2 separate regions of the Homo sapiens genome follow, and region 2 is linked to region 1. A link is an interaction called in ENCODE POLR2A ChIA-PET data of the cell type or tissue named here. Cell type or tissue: B cell. All regions are shown on one strand. Each heading gives the region's core, and the rest is flanking DNA. Links, peaks and the distances in the headings are about the cores only.

Region 1 (6,825 bases), core at 775-5,774:
ATGTTGGCCAGGCTGGTCTCAAACTCCTGACATCAGGTGATCCACCCGCCTCGGCCTCCCAAAGTGCTGGGATTACAGGTTTCAGCCACCACACCCGGCCCTTTTCCTGATTTAATAGTGTTATCAGTTAAGGTTCTTCATTATGAGTAATAGAAATTCTGGATGATTAGGCTGGGCACGGTGGCTCATGCCTATAATCTCATCACTTTGGGAGGCTGAGGCAGGTGGATCACTTGAGGCCAGGAGTTTGAGAAAGGAGTTATTAAAGTGTATTTTGTAGCTCACATTGGAGAGCCTGGCATGGGAAATAGGATAAAAGGGAGGGTAAGTTGTCAAAACAAGAGCCAAAGTCATGCCCCAATGCCAGCTGGGCTAAGATGCTCATGCTTCTGGATTCCAGGTCTTTGTATATCCAAATGTTGACACATCTTTTCCATTTAGAAACTAATAGGCATTTTAAATTTGACATGTGTGTAACCAAATTTATCTTGCCCCTAAGCTTATTCTGAATGTTCAGGTAACAATTTCAGTTCAATTATCTTTTACCCTCTTTTTCTTTTTTTTTTTTTTTTTTGTTGTTGTTTTTGAGACGGAGTCTCACTCTGTTGTTCAGGCTGGAGTGCAGTGGCACGATCTCGACTCACTGCAACCTCCGCTTCCCGGGTTCAAGCAATTTTCCTGCCTCAGCCTCCCAAGTAGCTGGGACTATAGGTGCGCGCTACCATGCCCAGCTAATTTTTGTAATTTTAGTAGAGACGGGGTTTCATCATGTTGGCCAGGATGGTCTCGATCTCTTGTCCTCGTGATCCACCCGCCTCAGCCTCCCAAAGTGCTGGGATTACAGGTGTGAGCCACTGTGCCCAGCCTACCCTCTTCTTTCAACCCACATCTGATGCAGAACCATCCTTTGGGTCAACCTTAAAAATACATCCAGAATCCAGCCATTTTTCACACCTCCAGTGCAACACCTTGGTCTAATCTACCATCATCTCTTGCCTGGATTGCTGCATTTAGCCTCTTTATGGATCACCTTGTTTCTGCCCTCTTGCTACCCCCAAGCCCCCTCAAGTTTAGTCTCACTACAGCAGTTGAAGTGATCCATTTTAGTTAAGTCAGTAATGTTTCTCCTTTGCTCAGAATCCTACAGTAGCTTCCATGAGACTCAGAGTAAAAAAAAATGAAATTTACATGGTCCTGTGTGATCTATCCCCTTCCACCCTACTCTTCTCCTTTGCCCACTTTGTTCTAACAATTCTGGCCCCCTTGCTGTTCCTGGAAAACAGGTCACACACTAAGGGTCAAGAATCTAAACGACTTTAGACTTCTCAACAGCAAAACTGGAAACTAGAAGGCATTGGCACAGTGGCTTCAAAATCCTGAAGGGAAGTCATTACCAGTCCAGCATTCTGTATCCAGCCAATCTCTCAATCAAGTTGGGGGAGTATGCTTTCATAGGAAGTTCCTAGAGGATGAGCTATTTTTCACCGAAATGAAGGCATAAGCCAAGAAAGAAGACTAGGATTTTGAGTGTAGAAAGCAGATCTAGCACATACGAGAAACAAAGTACCTTCCAGGATAATGGTGAAGGGACATCCCAGGGTGGCAGCTGTGCATCAGGACTACAGGGAGCTGGCTTAGTTGCAGGGGGGCGGTGGATGGGGGTGTGGGGGTCACATGGCTCTGGGAGAGACTTTTTTAGAAAGATGAATTGGTAGAATACCTGGTGAGTCTAGACATCTTGTGATCTAGGGAACTGTAAACAAGTTTTGAAAAGTCATAGAAAAATGCAAAAAAAGTACTAACTTTAAAGAAACACATTAAGTAGTACAGAAAAGAAAAAGTAATTACAGTATAGTTTACTGTGTGGCTCAACTGTGAACGTTTATGTAGTTATAATTGATAACTGAGTACTGAACTAAACAACTTTATGATACAACCATTATTAGGGGATGGAAAGAGTATACACGGGGTCAGGGAGGAGAAGCAGATCTTCATACTCTATACTGGTACATCTATGGGTATTTAACATGGAAAAATCAAGAAGTAGCAATAATGCATATTTATATATAAAAGACATGGAGGTAAGCAGTAAAACAATCAGCTAAAAGTTGAAAATGGTTGCCTCTGGAGGGAGAAGTGGGTAGGAGGATGAAAAATTACTGTTTTTCAGAACAAACCTTATAGAACTGTTTGACTCTAAATTGTGTACACGAATAACTAAAACAATTAAAACTACCACACAAAACAGAAAGCAAAACCTTTCAGTGAGTACAAAAAGGAGGAATAGGTCTATTGAGTAGCTGGATCTGTTGTGCCTCTTTTCCCTTCTATGCAGTATAAGGTAACTGGCTTAGGCCTTTGCTACCAGGCTAAAACCACGAGAGTTGCTGTCTAAGACAAGTAGAAAACTTTTTGTGGGGAGGACTCCTAGTTGCATGTTAAGGACCAAGAGGGAAACCAAGGAAACCCTGAACTCTATAGTGGTTGTAAATAAAGTGAGAAGGAAGAGAAAAAACACTTGGTTTTGGAATGAAATATGATATAAAGTCTTGTAATGAAGTCTTCCCTATTTTGAGAGTTAAGAGGCTCTTTAGCCTGCCTGCATACTTCCTTGATTAGGGAAGCTGTTTGTATGCCCTAACTGTTCATTGAGCTAGTCCTTCATTAATGTGAGCAGAAAAACAGGCAAAGTAGTTGAAGAAAATAAAAGGACCATGATGTAGTGAGGTACAGCTACATTAGAAGACAAGATGAAGTAAATACTTACTAATAGGAAAAATCATGAACATTACGGTTATAAATGCAGACTCATACATGTTTGTTTTGTTGGGTTTAAATACCACCAGTGACAGTCTGGCCAACATGGTGAAACCCTGTCTCTACTAAAAATACAAAAATTAGCTGGGTGTGGTGGCAGGTGCCTGTAATCCCAGCTACTCGGGAGGCTGAGGCAGGAGAATCACTTGAACCCCGGAGGCAGAGCTTGCAGTGAGCTTAGATGGTGCCACTGTGCTCCAGCCTGGGCAACAGAGCCAGACTCCGTCTCCAAAAAAAAAAAAAAAAAAAAAATACCACCAGTGACAATGACTTTCTGAAATGGAGGACAGGTCTTGGTAGAGCTTTAAATAAAACTAAGTACAATTTTCCCTGATTTAAATGCTAAAGTCCAGTTTAATTCCTTGAAAAGTCAATACCATCTGAAAATTATATTTTTCTGTCAGATGAAGTTAGATTATAGGCTCAGGGTTTTCATTTTTGTGAGTGTCTAGTAGGACATTTTTAAGCCATGTAGGATGCAAGCCAATCACAACAACCAAAAATCTGCTTCTCAGATGTCCAGAATACTCTAGGGAGTCATATGGATGCACTGGGGAACCTTAGAATGATAGAAGAAGTAGGCTAAAAAAAAAAAAAAAAAAAAAGGGAAACCTGGGCCGGGCACCGTGGCTCATCCCTGTAATCCCAGCACTTTGGGAGGCCAAGGCAGGCAGATTGCTTGAACCTAGGAGTTCAAGACCAGCCTGGGCAATACGGCAAAATCCCTTTTCTACAAAAAATACAAAAATTAGCGGGGCATCTTGGCACATACCTATAGTCACAGCTCCTTCAGAGGCTGAGGTCAGAGGATTGCTTGAGCCTGGGAAGTCAAGGCTGCAATGAGGTGTGATTGCACCACTACACTCCAGCCTGGATGACGGTGAGAATGCAAAACTATTAGAAATACAAAGAGAATTTGATAAACTGATATTTTAGAAGTATCAGAGAAGTGCTAGTGAGTGCCATAACGAAGACTTTGTAGGCTTGTGTATTGCTGAAGTCAGTACAATGTTTTTGCAAATAGTAAAAAAGGTTCAAAGGGATATACCTCAAACAGTGGTTACAGTGGGGAGGGTTTGAAGGGGGCCTAGTCCATTGAAAACCTCTAATGTAAGTACTAGGATTTCTTTTTACAGATAAGGAAACTGAAGTAAGTTAGTTTTCCCAGGTGTTGGAACTGACCAGAGAGTGGCAGAGACATGTTCAGTCCTGACCATTTAGTTTTAGGCTGTTGCTTCAGCATCATGTTCTTCTTGGTTGGTCTCCTTTAAGCACCTTAAAAAGCACTATATATGCGGCCGGGCCCGGTGGCTCACGCCTGTAATCCCAGCACTTTGGGAGGCCGAGGCAAGTGGATCACCTGAGGTCGGGAGTTCGAGACCAGCCTGACTAACATGGAGAAACCATGTCTCTACTAAAAATGCAAAATTAGCCAGGCGTGGTGGCACATGCCTGTAATCCCAGCTACTTGGGAGGCTGAGGCAGGAGAATCGCTTGGACCTGGGAGGTGGAGGTTGCGGTGAGCCGAGATCACGCCATTGCACTCCAGCCTGGGCAACAAGAGCAAAACTCCATCTCAAAGAAAGAAAGAAAAAAAGGCACTATATATGCAATCAAGGGTGGGGTAGAGGAGTAGGAGGAAGGAGCAGGAGGCATACTCTTCAGTGTATTTTTATATTTTAAAACCATGTGAATGCATTACCCACTCAAATAATTAACCTAAAAATAAAACTTCTAAGCACCTTGTACAGATATATACAAAAATTAGTAATTACAGGCCTGGCATGGTGGCTCACCCCTGTAAACTCAGCACTCTTCCCAAAGGAGGCAGAGGCCACCGATCACTTGAGTCTAGGAGTTTGAAACCAGCCTGGGCAACATGGTAAAACCCCTTCTCTACCGAAAATAAAAAAAATTAGCCAGGTGTGATGACGCGTGCCTGTAATCCCAGCTACTCAGGAGGCTGAGGTGGGAGAATCGCTTGAGCCCAGGAGGCAGAGGTTGAAGTGAGCCAAGATTGTGCCACTGCACTCTGGCCTGGGCCACAGAGTGAGACTCTGTCTCAAAAAAAAAAAAAAAAAATCGTAGTTACAGAAAACGTTTTCATTGAAGAAGAAACTCTTTTATTTTATTATTATTATACTTTAAGTTTTAGGGTACATGTGCACAATGTGCAGGTTAGTTACATATGTATACATGTGCCATGCTGGTGTGCTGCACCCATTAACTTGTCATTTAGCATTAGGTATATCTCCTAAAGCTATCCCTCCCCCCTCCCCCCACCCCACAACAGTCCCCAGAGTGTGATGTTCCCCTTCCTGTGTCCATGTGTTCTCATTGTTCAATTCCCACCTATGAGTGAGAATATGCGGTGTTTGGTTTTTTGTTCTTGCAATAGTTTACTGAGAATGATGATTTCCAATTTCATCCATGTCCCTACAAAGGACATGAACTCATCATTTTTGATGGCTGCATAGTATTCCATGGTGTATATGTGCCACGTTTTCTTAATCCAGTCTATCATCGTTGGACATTTGGGTTGGTTCCGAGTCTTTACTATTGTGAATAGTGCCGCAATAAACATACGTGTGCATGTGTCTTTATAGCAGCATGATTTATAGTCCTTTGGGTATATACCCAGTAATGGGATGGCTGGGTCAAATGGTATTTCTAGTTCTAGATCCCTGAGGAATCGCCACACTGACTTCCACAAGGGTTGAACTAGTTTACAGTCCCACCAACAGTGTAAAAGTGTTCCTGTTTCTCCACATCCTCTCCAGCACCTGTTGTTTCCTGACTTTTTAATGATCGCCATTCTAACTGGTGTGAGATGGTATCTCATTGTGGTTTTGATTTGCATTTCTCTGATGCCCAGTGATGGTGAGCATTTTTTCATGTGTCTTTTGGCTGCATAAATGTCTTCTTTTGAGAAGTGTCTGTTCATGTCCTTTGCCCACTTTTTGATGGGGTTGTTTGTTTTTTTCTTGTAAATTTGTTTGAGTTCATTGTAGATTCTGGATATTAGCCCTTTGTCAGATGAGTAGGTTGCAAAAATTTTCTCCCATTTTGTAGGTTGCCTGTTCACTCTGATGGTAGTTTCTTTTGCTGTGCAGAAGCTCTTTAGTTTAATTAGATCCCATTTGTCAATTTTGGCTTTTGTTGCCATTGCTTTTGGTGTTTTAGACATGAAGTCCTTGCCCATGCCTATGTCCTGAATGGTAATGCCTAGGTTTTCTTCTAGGGTTTTTATGGTTTTAGGTCTAACGTTTAAGTCTTTAATCCATCTTGAATTAATTTTTGTGTAAGGTGTAAGGAAATGATCCAGTTTCAGCTTTCTACATATGGCTAGCCAGTTTTCCCAGCACCATTTATTAAATAGGGAATCCTTTCCCCATTGCTTGTTTTTCTCAGGTTTGTCAAAGATCAGACAGTTGTAGATATGCGGCGTTATTTCCGAGGGCTCTGTTCTGTTCCATTGATCTATATCTCTGTTTTGGTACCAGTACCATACTGTCTTGGTTACTGTAGCCTTGTAGTATAGTTTGAAGTCAGGTACCGTGATGCCTCCAGCTTTGTTCTTTTGGCTTGGGATTGACTTGGCAATGCGGGCTCTTTTTTGGTTCCATATGAACTTTAAAGTAGTTTTTTCCAATTCTATGAAGAAAGTCATTGGTAGCTTGATGGGGATGGCATTGAATCTATAAATTACCTTGGGCAGTATGGCCATTTTCATGATATTGATTCTTCCTACCCATGAGCATGGAATATTCTTCCATTTGTTTGTATCCTCTTTTATTTCATTGAGCAGTGGTTTGTAGTTCTCCTTGACGAGGTCCTTCACATCCCTTGTAAGTTGGATTCCTAGGTATTTTATTCTCTTTGAAGCAACTGTGAATGGGAGTTCACTCATGATTTGGCTCTCTGTTTGTCTGTTATTGGTGTATAAGAATGCTTGTGATTTTTGTACATTGATTTTGTATCCTGAGACTTTGCTGAAGTTGCTTATCA
Region 2 (6,825 bases), core at 933-5,932, 700 kb before region 1:
GAAGTAGATGTTAGGTGTTAAAGATAGCTTCAAACGAAGACTTTTTCTTGACAAAACCAGAAAGATTGAAAACATTTGAAAAGGGACTAACTTTCTCAGTGTGTGACTCAATGCTCTTGATCCTTTGTATCCCTAAAATCCTCTTGTCGGGGTACAATTTGGGAACTAACGACTGATATGAATATGGAGAATGCTCATTTGAATAAGGAAAAATTGTATAGAATTGTCCCAAAAGAAAATAAAATCAATTTCATTACTCTCCAACCTCAACTGGTTCTCCATAACACAACTGTGCACCCTGGTTTATCTAGAGGGTGCAATCTTTTTAAAAGTAAAACAAACCGGAGCCTGCAGCACAAGTGAACCCTGCCTTTTTGGCAGGTGTATCCGGTAGAGAAACAAAACACCGCTCTGTGGTTAGGCTACTGGTGCTCTGGAGTTCAGCACATTCACAAATCAGCCTGTCTGGGAGGGGGCTCAACCACACACATAGACCCAGGGCCTTTGTAAAAATATCTCCCAGCCTCTTTGGGTTCGGAAGACAGTGCTGATCCGGAGCTGAGCAACAGCGACAGGCAAGTGTGGGCCACCCCACCTGCCTGGCTGTGCACTGGGCCCTTTCCAGCCCCAGCCATCATGTTACTTATATAGACAACAGATAAAATCCTACTGCACCGATTGCAGAGCTTGGCTGCAGTATAGACACATTTCAAGAAGTCATACCCCACTGTCCAGGGTTTAACCCCAAAAGACAAGACCAATATCTAGTCACTCTGTGAATTAGACAGTGTTTTGAGTCCCATAAGAAGGTGGAGAGGGTTTCTCACCAACCCTCCTTTCTGCCTCTGTGTTCCTCAGTCAGTTTCCATGATGTATCATTTGTATTTGGATTGCTGAGTGGTCGGCAGATTTAATTGGCTCTGGAAGTAGAGAAAGGACTGGGATGCCACGTGGAGAAGTGTTTCCTCTGTTCATCCACAAGAAGTCCCAGTCTAGGCCAGGCGCGGTGGCACATGCCTGTAATCCCAGCTCTTTGGGAGGCTGAGATTAGGACTTCGAGACCAGCCTGGCCGACATTGTGAAACCCCATCTCTACTCAAAATAAATAAACAAATTAGCCAGGAGTGGTGGCAGGCACCTATAATCCCAACTGCTTGGGAGGCTGAGGCAGGATAATTGCTTGAACCCAGGAGGCAGAGGTCGCAGTGAGTCAAGATCGTGCCACTGCACTCCAGCCTAGGCAACAGAGTGAGACTTGGTCTCAAAAAAAAAAAAAAAAGGTCCCAGTCTTGTGCCCATTTTGCAGATGGGAACTCAGAGGCTGAAATGAGTCACTGAATGCTGAGGTCTGACAGCAGGTCTCTGGCAGTTCCTTATGCTGTATTTCCTTAGACCTCTGGATTTCTGGCATATTATTCTTTTGAGTAAATCACTACCCCCACCTGACATAAATCGTAAAGAAGGAGAAATAATTAATACTTGCCAAATACTAAATACCTTAAATAGCTCCCATTTAATGCTAAAACCCCATGAGGTTGAGATATATATATGTTTATCGTCTCCCCTCTACCAAAGAGGAAATTGAAATACAAAGAGGTTGTCGAAGATTGCCCAAAGCGAGGAATCAAGCCCAAGTAGTCTGACCTCAGTGTTCAAACTCAAAATCACTATGCTGCCGTCTGAGGCAAATATACCTGCATTCAAATCCAGGCTCTATCTACTAGTAGAGATGTGTGTCTTGAGCAAATCCCTTGACCATTCTGGCCAGATGGTCACTTTACATATGTCCATCTTCTCATATGTAAAAATGGATAAAAATATTCCTTACCACTTACGGCTGGTAAGAAGAGAAGTTAAATGAGGTAATGCAGGTACCATGCTTTGCATGGTGTCCCGCTTGCAGGAAGAGCTCAATAAATGGTAAGTATTATTAGCAACATCATCATATCCCAAAGGATCAGCCACCTCTCTGTGGCTGATCTGGGCAGGGGAAGCCCACAAGACAGAGAAAAACTCATCCTCCTCAAGTGGTCTTTCCCCTTCAAAGCTGCATGCCCCACGCATGTGCAGGGGGCCCTACAAAACACTTTCAGAGCCATCAAGGATGTTTGGAGACAGTGACAAAATCCAGGAGATAGATGGCATCATAGACCTCTGAGAACCAGTCAGTGTGCTGAAGATCTACATGTGCCCCAGGACATTTCAGAGAATGAGTTCACTGTGAGCAGTGAACTGAGGAATGCCCACTCCTTGATGAGAACCATAAAGTTTGCAGAAATTCTACATATAATGGTTTTAAAACCGGTCTCAAAATTCTTTGACTCTGCCCACAATGAGAGGTGCGGTCCAATTCCCTTACCCTTGAATATGGGCTGGGCTTAGTGACACTGGGTGACTTCCAAAGTTACATTACAAAGGATATTTACCTTGGCTATCTCTCAGGATGCTTGCTTTTCAATTCTGCCTCCCATGGTAGGAGGAAACTCACGTGACAATGGAGAGGTTGGGTATAGGTGCTCTGGTCCTCAGTCCCAGGAGAAGTCCTAATGAACAAGCCAGACTTTGGGATGACCCCAGCCTCAGTCACGATCTGACTGCACCTCATGAGAGGCTCCAAGTGAGAACCACTTCCTGAACCCAATCAATAAGAAATAATTATTGTGTTTGCCTCTAAGTTTGGAGTCGTTTGTTATACTGCAATAAATACTTGGAACACTCATTTTTATTAATTTATTTTAAAATAGGCTGGGTGCAGTGGCTCATGCCTATAATCCCAACATGTTGGGAGGCCAAGGCAGGAGGATCGCTTGAGCCTAGGAGTTTGAGACCACCTGAACAACATAGAGAGAACCCCATCTCTAGAAAAAATTTTAAAAAAATTAGCTACGCGTGGTGGCACACACCTGTGGTCCCAGCTACTCCGGAGGCTGAAGCAGGAGGCTTGCTTTTGTCCAGAGACTTGAGGCTGCAGTAAGCCGTGATGGCAGCACTGTGCCCTAGCATGGGCAACAGAGCAAGACCCTTTCTCTTAATAAATTAAGTAAGTGAAATAAAAATAACTGTAATAAGAACTAGAAATAGGAGTCACTTTATGCTTTCTCCTGAGGAAAAAGTGGCGAGGTAGCCTTCCATTGGAATAAGCCTGAGAAGTATTCTTTAGCTCCCTAAGCCATCAAAACTAGGAAAGCTTTGTCATGGATTGACCCTTGAAGGCCTCTTTGAAGCAAGACTGGGGCCAATAGAGAAGCAGAGCCTGATCCCTAGGCAGGTGCAGCATGTCAGGCTGTAAATACTAACACAGAGGTTGTCAGCAAACCATCAGGCAACACCAAGCATTTTCCAGGAGTGTTAGCAAAGTTATTGGCCCTTGACACTTGTGGAAGTGAACATTGCAAGCCTCAGCAGCTCCAGATCACCAGGTGAGAGGTGATTGGATCATAGAGGTGGATTCCCCCATGCTGTTCTTGTGATAGTGAGTGAGTTCTCATGAGATCTGATGGTTTTATAAGGCAGTTTTCCCTGCTCTTGCTCACTCTCTCTTTCCTGCCACCCTGTAAAGAAAGTCTTTGCTTCCCCTTCCTCTTCCGCCATGATTGTAAGTTTCCTGAGGCCTCCCCAGCCATGTGGAACTGAGCCAATTAAACCTCTTTTCTTATAAACTACCCAGTCTTGAGCAGTTCTTTATAGCAGTATGAAAACAGACTAATACACATATATATACAGACAAACACACAGGCACACAGGGCTCTACTACCTTGCTAACTGTGACTTGAACAAATTATGTAAACTCTCTTTGTCTTGGTTTTTTCATGTCTAAAGTGGAGATAATAATACTTTCCTCATACAAGTGTTGATATGTAAATGAACTTCAAATACTAAGAGCAATCGAATAGAGCATGCTCAATGAATATAAATTATGACAATAATCCATACATATATGTACACACATAAAAAAGAGACTGAAGGCCAGGCACTGTGGCTCAAGCCTGTAATCCCAGCATTTTAGGAGGCCAAGGCAGGAGGATCACTTGAACCCAAAAGTTCGAGATCAGCTTGGGCAATATAACAAGATGCCATCTCTACAAAAAAAAAATTGTTTTTAATTAGCCAGGTGTGGTGGCGCATGCCTATAGTCACAGCTGCTCAGGAGGCTGAGGCAGGAGGATCACTTGAGCCCAGGAGGTTGAGGGTGCACTACAGCCTGGGTGACAAAGCAAGACCCTGTTTCAAAACAAACAACGAAAAAAGAGAGACTGAAAGAAATTACTCCAAAGAGTTACTGTGGTTATCTCTGGGACCTTTTTAACACTCTAAATTTAGTTTTTAACGTTCAATATTTTTTAAATTGACTTAATCAGTGGGATTTTTAGGTCTAGGAAAATAAAGATGGAGGATAAATTAACGCTCAGCCATGTGGTACAGATGCAAGATGTTGTAGAGGTTTGTTAGATGGAGATCAGTGAGGACTACAACAGTCAGGATAGGTTTCTTAGGGGTGGTGGTGCTCAAGATAGACATGGGAGGATAGCTGCCTTTTCCAAGGACTGGTTCCATTCACTTTTCTTCTCTCTTTCTCTTTGTCTCTCTCTCTCTCTTTGTCTCTCTCTCTCTCTCTCTCTCTCTCTCACACACACACACACACACACACACACACAGATGCATACATGGACATTCACACTGTTTTGATCTCCAACTACACCAGATGCTGAGGCAATAAAGAAACCATCCCTGTCTTGAGGAATTTCCTAATGTGCAAAGTACACACATAAACAAGCATCCTTTTAATTTAATACAGCAAGTATTTAGTATAGCACCAGCCACACATTAATGCTCAGCCACGTGGCTCAGTAGGAGCACAGGCACAGTATATTAGCCCACCCTGGCCTTCGGATTGGCTAATTCTTAGAAGTGGAATTTATTGAGAAATTTCTTAGTCATCTCTGGCTCCTATGGCAAAATAGCATAGACTGGGTGGCTTAAACAACAGCTTTTATTTCTCACAGTTCTGAAGGTTGGAAGTCTAAGATTATGGTGCCAGTAGACTCAGTATCTGGTGAAGGCTCACTTTCTGGCTTGCAAACAGCCACCTTCTTGCTGTACTCTCATACAGCAGGGGTGCCAGGGCAGCAGCCCAGGGATAGAGCTCTGGTGTCTCTTCCTCTTTTTAAAAGGGCACTAATCCCACCATGGGGCTTCATTTTCATGACCTAATTACTTCCCGAAGGCATCCCCCCTCTAATATTATCATGTTGTGATTAGGATTTCAAAGTATGAATTTTTTTTTTTTTTTTTTTTTTTTTTTTTGAGACAGAGTTTCACTCTTGTCGCCCAGGCTGGAGTGCAATGGCACAATCTTGGCTCACTGCAACCTCCGCCTCCTGGGTTCAAGCCATTCTCCTGCCTCAGCCTCCCAAGTAGCTGGGATTACAGGTGCATGCCACCACACCTGGTTAATTTCTGTATTTTTAGTAGAGACAGGTTTCACCATGTTGGCCAGTCTGGTCTCGAACTCCTGACCTCAGATGATCCACCTGCCTCGGCCTCCCAAAGTACTAGAATTACAGGCATGAGCCACCACACCTGGCCTTCAAAGCATGAATTTTAGGGGGGTATAAACATTCAGTCCACATCAAAGGATGAGTAATGACATGGTATATGCAGTAAACTATGAGCAGTTACCTACCAAAAGAGAACCCTTCAAATGTTTTCCCTCCCCACAGAATCCTTTCCACAAACAAAAAATTATATGCAAGAACCCAGTAGATAAAATTAGGTTGGCTGGCCTGCTGCCATGGACCACACCTGTAATCCCAGCACTTTGGGAGGCTCGAGGTGGGCAGATCACTTGAGGTTAGGCGTTCCAGACCAGCCTGGCCAACATGGTGAAACCCCATCTCTACTAAAAATACAAAATTAGCTAGGCATGATGGCAGGTGCCTGTAATCCCAGCTACTTGGGAGGCTGAGGCAGGAGAATTGCTTGAACCCATGAGGCAGAGGTTGCAGTGAGTTGAGATCACACCACTGCACTCCAGCCTGGGCAACAAGAGCAAAACTCACCTAAAAAAAAAAATGTATGCAGCTGTGGTTAATTTTGTCTGTCCACTTGGCTAGGCCATGGTACCCAGATATTTGGTCAAACAGCAGTTTGGATGTTGCTGTGAAGGTATTTTTTAGATAAGATTGACATTTAAATGTGTGGACTTTGAGTAAAGCAGATTACCCTCTGTAATGTGAGTGGGTCTCATTCGATCAGTTGAAGTCCTTAAGAGAAAAAAGACTGACTCCCTTGAGAAAGAGGGAATTCTGTCTGCGAACTGCCTTCAGACTTGCACTGAAACATTAACTCTTCCTGTGTTTCTAGCCTGCTCCCAAGCTTTGGATTTGCCAGACTCCCTAAAATGTGAGCCAATTCTTTAAAATTAATATGGATCAATTGATAGGTAGATGATAGAGAGATGGGAATAGATGACAGATGGAGATGGAGGTGGAGGTGGAGATGGAGACAGAGAGGGAGATAGAAATGGAGGTGGAGGTGGCGAGAGACGGAGATGGAGATGGAGGTGGAGATGGAGGCAGAGATGGAGATGGAGATGGAGTCAGAGATGGGGATGGAGATGGAAGCAGAGACGGAGATGGAGATGGAGGCAGAAATGGAGACGGAGATGGTGGTAGAGATGGAGATGGAGATGGAGGCAGAGATGGAGATGGAGATGGAGGTGGAGATGGAGGCAGAGATGGAGATGGAGGTGGAGATGGAGATGGAGGCGGAGATGGAGATGGAGGCAGAGATGGAGATGGAGATGGAGGCAGAGATGGAGGTGGA

Evidence for each region. ChIA-PET counts read pairs that join two places held together with the same protein. Peaks named below come from ENCODE experiments on the same cell type or tissue, not always from the same donor. Only the 100,000 strongest peaks of a DNase experiment are listed, where the experiment ranks them.
Region 2: POLR2A ChIA-PET joins it to region 1 with 7 read pairs; 2 of 35 experiments call an interaction of 5 or more read pairs at or near these places.

What each region holds. Positions count from the first base shown.
Region 1 is chr4:39,593,683-39,600,507 of GRCh38, reverse strand. The region is part of intron 2 of SMIM14 (small integral membrane protein 14); the gene reads left to right. It overlaps UGDH-AS1 (UGDH antisense RNA 1), which reads right to left. Exons shown (of 5, transcript NR_047679.1): 5 at 5,801-6,825. Among named protein-coding and RNA genes, the nearest start is that of SMIM14, 42 kb to the left of the region's middle. In B cell, for the core only: no CTCF peak of the experiment used is centred there; no DNase peak of the experiment used is centred there; H3K27ac peaks cover 1,830 bases.
Region 2 is chr4:40,295,467-40,302,291 of GRCh38, reverse strand. No RefSeq gene overlaps it. Among named protein-coding and RNA genes, the nearest start is that of LINC02265, 8.3 kb to the left of the region's middle. RefSeq lists an enhancer at 1,924-2,053. In B cell, for the core only: no CTCF peak of the experiment used is centred there; DNase peaks (open chromatin) are centred at 1,341, 1,941, 2,139 and 3,431; H3K4me3 peaks cover 705 bases; H3K27ac peaks cover 2,275 bases.